2 separate regions of the Homo sapiens genome follow, and region 1 is linked to region 2. A link is an interaction called in ENCODE POLR2A ChIA-PET data of the cell type or tissue named here. Cell type or tissue: Panc1. All regions are shown on one strand. Links, peaks and the distances in the headings refer to the core of each region. The heading gives the core; the rest is flanking DNA. Region 1 overlaps NCOA3 (nuclear receptor coactivator 3). Region 2 has its middle 27 kb from the start of LINC01754.

Evidence for each region. Peaks named below come from ENCODE experiments on the same cell type or tissue, not always from the same donor. Only the 100,000 strongest peaks of a DNase experiment are listed, where the experiment ranks them.
Region 1: POLR2A ChIA-PET joins it to region 2 with 17 read pairs; 8 of 35 experiments call an interaction of 5 or more read pairs at or near these places.

Annotation. Positions count from the first base shown.
Region 1 is chr20:47,609,519-47,612,432 of GRCh38, forward strand. The region is part of intron 2 of NCOA3 (nuclear receptor coactivator 3); the gene reads left to right. Among named protein-coding and RNA genes, the nearest start is that of NCOA3, 110 kb to the left of the region's middle. In Panc1, for the core only: no CTCF peak of the experiment used is centred there; a DNase peak (open chromatin) is centred at 1,133.
Region 2 is chr20:47,437,355-47,440,268 of GRCh38, forward strand. No RefSeq gene overlaps it. Among named protein-coding and RNA genes, the nearest start is that of LINC01754, 27 kb to the left of the region's middle. In Panc1, for the core only: no CTCF peak of the experiment used is centred there; no DNase peak of the experiment used is centred there.

The DNA.
Region 1 (2,914 bases), core at 176-2,675, 170 kb after region 2:
GGAGTTTGAGACCATCCTGGCCAACATGGTGAAACCCCATCTCTACTAAAATACAAAAAAATTAGCTGGTTGTGGTGGTGCACACCTGTAGTCCCAGCTACTCAGGAGGCCGAGGCAGGGGAATTCCTTGAACTCGGGAGGCAGAGATTGTGGTGAGCCGAGATTGCACCACTGCACTCCAGCCCGGGTGACAGGGCGAGACTCCGTCTCAAAAAAAAAAAAAAAGTTATGGATCATGAAACTAACATTTGAATAGCAACAAAGAAAAAACCAAGCTATGTTGTATTTTATTTTTTATTTTTATTTTTTAATGTTGTATTTTAAATTGAATGATGTACTTCTCCTCCTCTTTGCAGTATTTTATATTTTTGCTTACTGCACATTTCTTCCCTGAAGCAATCTTGACCTAATGGTATAAATGTTTAGCTCCACATAAGACGGTAGCTATTTTTTGGAGAGGAATGGAGAGGGTCAAGGGTTTTATTGAGTTTTCAGTTCTGATACCTTTTAACCTTTTTACCAGTGCTACCCCACCCTCCAGAAAGCAAATAATGTTGAAAGCTTTTTTTATTTTTTAACTTTTTGATATATATTTTCTTATTCATTATTTGTATTGTTGTCATCAGATGAATAATGGCTTTAGAGATTTATTTGAAAAGACAAATTCTATTATCAGACACATAACTTCTAGGGATATGGAAACTATTATTATTGTTACTGTTTTGAGACGGGATCTTGCTCTGTCCCCCAGGCCAGAGTGCGGTGATCATGGTTCACTGCAGACTTGACCTCCTGGGCTCAAGTGATCCTCTTACCTGAGCTTCCTAAATAGCTGGGACCACAGGCACATGCTGCCATGCCCAGCTAATTTTTGTGTTTTTTGCAGAGACAGAATCTCACTATGTTGCCCAGGCTGGTCTCAAACTGCTGGGCTCAAGCAATCCTCTTGCCCCAGCCTCCCAAAGCGTTGGGATTACAGGTGTGAGCTACTGAAACTGGCCCGGAAACATTTTTAAAAAAGGATTCTTTTGAATTTAAAGTTATTTAATGATTACTGAAGAGTAATAAGCTGTGAGGTCAGGAAAAAAAGGACTGAGCCACAGACTAAGCAGCAGTACAGATGATGACCTATTCAGGAAGTCTTGTGAGTCAGACTTGCCGTGTCGTGTTGCTAGAGTTACAGATCTGCTCCAACCTCTTTGCTTTATAAGAAGGACATCTCTCTGTTCTACCTTCAATATCTTTTCTTTGAAAAATCAACCCAAAAGTCTTTTATTAGCTTTACATTTATTTCTACAGTCTTAATTTTTGTAACATCAGTGTTGCAGGTGAACAAACTCATTGTAGCCTCTATTTTTGATATTGCTGGACAGGGCTAACTTTAGTACTATAGTGGGAAGTTTGTTATTTTGTTTTTTACTCTACAGGCACTCTGGTTTAGGAATATTTATCTGTCTTGCATTTGACCATGGTTACCATTCCCCCTCTTCATTGTTTACTTAGTGTACCATGGTACACTTTATGTACCATCCTTGCTGCTCTCAGCTGTTTGGTTACCAGGTGGCTAATGTTGTCATCTCTTAAGCTTTAACATTTACTTCTCAATACTGTCTTTTCCTCTGTGAGGTAGATGGAAAGAATAGATTAGAAGAGAATGGGGCATATGCTGTGATCATCTCTCCTTTACATCTTTATTGCTTATTAATTTAATTTATATCAGATTTCATTTCTGCTCTGTGCACATACCCACTGTCCCTCCTCACCACTCTTCTTTATCCAGTTCTTTCTCACTTACCTTAGCATGGCTAAAACCCTTGGTTTTTATTTATCTCTTTCTTCCTCTGCTGTTTTTATTTTCATTATATGCCACAGGGACAAACTTAGGTATAAGTACTACTTTTGATGTAGAGATACTTATGTCTGTCAAAGGAAAATTAAACTACAAACCCCAGAGGTAAAAAATGGTACACAATACTGGGGTTTAAAAAATCTCCTCCTCGGCCGGGCTCATGCCTGTAATCCCAGGACTTTGGGAGGCTGGGGTAGGTTGGTCACCTGAGGTCAGGAGTTCGAGACCAGCCTGGCCAACATGGCGAAACCCCGACTCTACTAATAATACAGAAATGAGGTGGGTATGGTGGCAGCTGCCTGTAATCCCGGCTACTTGGGAGGCTGAGGCAGGAGAATCGCTTGAATCTGGGAGGCGGAAGTTTTAGTAAGCCGAGATTGCGCCACTGCACTCCAGCCTGGGTGACAGAGCGAGACTCCATCTCAAAAACAAAACAAAACAAAATAAAAAAGCCCCACTCCTTCTGCCCCTCCAGACCAGGGTCTCACTCCCTTCACCCAGGCTGGAGTGCAGTGGCGCGAACCTTAGCTCACTGTAACCTCTGCCTCCTGGGCTCAGGTGATACCCCCACCTCAGCCTCCCGAGTAGCTGCGACTACAGGTGTGCGTCACCACGCTTGGCTAAGTGTTTTGTATTTTTTGTAGAGACGGCGTTTTGCCACTTTGCCCAGGCTGGTCTTGAAGTCCCGGGTTCAAGCTGTCCTCTCATCTTGGCCTCCCAAAGTGTTGAGATTACAAGTGTGAGCCACCACACCCAGCCAAATTATTTCTTTTTACCTCTGTAAAAGGAGAACCTTCTCTGTATTTTAAGAAGATGTGGAGTTGGTCAAAAGTACAGCTGATGGGAAAGCAAAGGAGAACTGGAGTTTGAAAAGAGAAGAGGAATGGTGGTAGTTAAAAAAAAAATTTGTAAAAAATAGAGTTACATACAAGTTTACACAATGGTTTAGAGCTTACAAGGTAGGAAGCAGAGACAGAAATAGTGTAATATGTAAAATGTTATAGTAAAAATATGGAAAATGCTTAGGATAAAGAAGGGAAAACTTTTGTCTAATTGGGAGAGTCG
Region 2 (2,914 bases), core at 257-2,756:
GAGGATCACCTGAGCTCAGGAAATCGAGGCTGCAATGAGCCATGATCATGTCATTGCATTCCAGCCTGGGCAACAGCAAGAACCTGTTTCAAAAAAAGAGAAAAGGCAAAAATTTTTTTTTCTTGAGACAGAGTCTCACTCTGTTGCTCAGGGTGGAGTACAGTGGTGCGATCTTGGCTCACTGTAACCTCCACCTTCCAGGTTTGAGTGATTCTCCTGCCTCAGCCTCCCAAGTAGCTGAGAATACAGGTGTGTGCCACCAGGCTTGGCTAATATTTGTATTTTTAGTAGAGATGGAGTTTCACCATGTTGACCAGGCTGGTCTTGAACTCCTGACTTCAGGTGATCTGCCCACCTCGGCCTCCCATAGTGTTGGGGTTACAGGCATGAGCCACTGTGCCCAGCCAGAAAAGACAAATCTATTTTTTTGTTTGTTTGTTCTTTTTTTGAGTTGGAGTCTTGCTCTGTCGCCCAGGCCGGAGTGCCGTGGCGCCATCTCGGCTCACTGCAACCTCCACCTCTCGGGTTCATGCCATTCTCCTGCCTCAGCCTCCCGAGTAGCTGGGATTACAGGCACGTGCCACCACACCCGGCTAATTTTTGTATTTTTAGTAGAGAAGGGGTTTCGCCTTATTGGCCAGGCTGGTCTCGAACTCCTGACTTCGTGATCCACCCGCCTCAGCCTCCCAAAGTGCTGGGATTACAGGCATGAGCCATCGCGCCCAGCCAGAAGAGACAAATCTATTAAGGCAAAAAGTACATTAGTGGTTGCCTGGAGCTGGGAGTGGGATCAGAGATTAAGGATAAGCAGGCCTGAGAGTTCCTGCTGGGGTGATGAAAAAGCTGCATTATATTAAAAATTTACTAAAAATAATCGAATTACACAAACAAAAGCAGTAGATTTCATGGCATGTAAATTACATAGCAATAAAACTGTCTTTTAAAAAAGAGAGGAAGAAAAGAAGAAGCAAAAGAAAAGAGGCCGGGCACAGTGGCTCATGCCTGTGATCCCAACACTTTGGGAGGCCAAGGCGGGTGGATCACCTGAGGTCAGGAGTTCGAGACCAGCCTGGCTAACACGGCAAAACCTTGTCTCTACTAAAAATACGAAAGTTAGCTGGGTGCTGTGGCGTGCGAGTGTAGTCCCAGCTACTTGGGAGGTTGAGGCAGGAGAACCGTTTGAACCCAGGAGGCAGAGGTTGCAGTGAGCCGAGATCACACCACTGCACTCCAGCCTGGGCAACAGAGCAAGACTCCGTCTCAAAAAAAAAAGAGAGAGAGAGAAAAAAAAAAAAAAAAGAGGAAGAGGAAGCGGAAGAATAACCACCCAAACCAATCGGTCTGCAGGGCTTGGGATTCAGCTTTTAAAAATTACATACATTTGCCCAACTCCAATCTTCCAGTTGTTCCCACTCTCCACAATTTCTTGAAGATTACTGCCTGCATTTCCTCGGTCACATGTGCCAATTATTTCAGTCCTCTGGAATGTCATTCATCAGGTTTAGAAACTTTTCGACAAGGTGAATATGGTAACGAAGTCCAAGAGTTGGATGTTTTCCCGCCCTTCTGAACCTCTTCCCTTCGCATACTCTTCTCCTCTGATGACTTCTCCTTTAGTCCGTGTTTACATTTTGTGATTTCTTAGACGTGAGCTCCTAGGCAACAGAAAGAGCTGGGGTAGTTGCGTGCACAGTGAGATGCACCTTAGGAAACTGTGGGCTTCTGGGGTGGCCTTCCCCTAAGTTCCCTGTGTGACTGTTGTAGATGTTTGTAGCTCAGTCTACCTAGCAACCCCTCCTCCTTCTGGAAACAGCTCTAGGTTTCCTGGGTGGGGTTTCCTTCTCCCCCTTGGTGTCTGTGGTCCTGGTGAGGCAGACCGCCACCCATGGGCTCCAGGAATAAGCAGGCGACTCAGGTCAATCCGGACACCAACATAGCTCAGCTCTGGCTGTGGTGATTGGCTGAAAGATGGACATGTGACCTAAGAGAGTCCAGTGAAAGTCAGTTCTGAGATGTTTTCTAGAAATACTGGAAAAGAGATGTTCTTTTTCTACCATGATTGCTTTGTGGTGGGATGTAAGGTTGACTGCTGTGAGCCTCGCTGGGCCACCATATGGGAAATTACCAAGAATGAAGCATTTACCTTTCCTATAGTCCCTGAAAAAAAAAAATAAAAATAAAAATGAAAATAAAAATAAAAATGAAGCTAACACAGGCCGGGCACTGTGGCTCATGCCTGTAATCCCAGCACTTTGGGAGGCCGAGGTGGGCACATCACCCGAGGTCAGGAGTTCGAGACCAGCCTGGCCAACATGGTGAAACCCCGTCTCTACTAAAAAAATTACAAAAATTAGCCAGGCGTGCTGGCATGTGCCTGTAATCCCAGCTACTCAGGAAGCTGAGGTAGGAGAATTGCTTGAACCCTGGAGGTGGAGGTTGCAGTGAGCTGAGATGGTGCCACTGCCCTCCAGCCTGGGCGACAGAGTGAGATCCGTCTCAAAAAAAAAAAAAAAAAAGTTAAATAAAGGAAATGGATCAGGAAATAGAGACAGCCAGACGCAGTGGCTCACGCCTGTAATCTCAGCACTTTGGGAGGCCGAGGCGGGTGGATTGATTGAGACCAGGAGTTTGAGACCAGCCTGGCCAACATGGTGAAACCATACAAAATTAACTGGGCGTGGTGGTGCATGCCTTTAATCCCAGCTACTAAAGAGGCTGAAGCAGAAGAATTGCTTGAACCCGAGAGATGGAGGTTGCAGTGAGCTGAGATCGCATCACTGCACTCCAGCCTGGGCTACAGAGCGAGACTCTGTCTCAAAAAAAAAAAAAAAAAAAAAGAAGCTAACACAAAGGAAATGAATCAAGAAATAGGGAAACAGTACTGATCTCACTGTGTGAGCCTCTGGGTCCATCC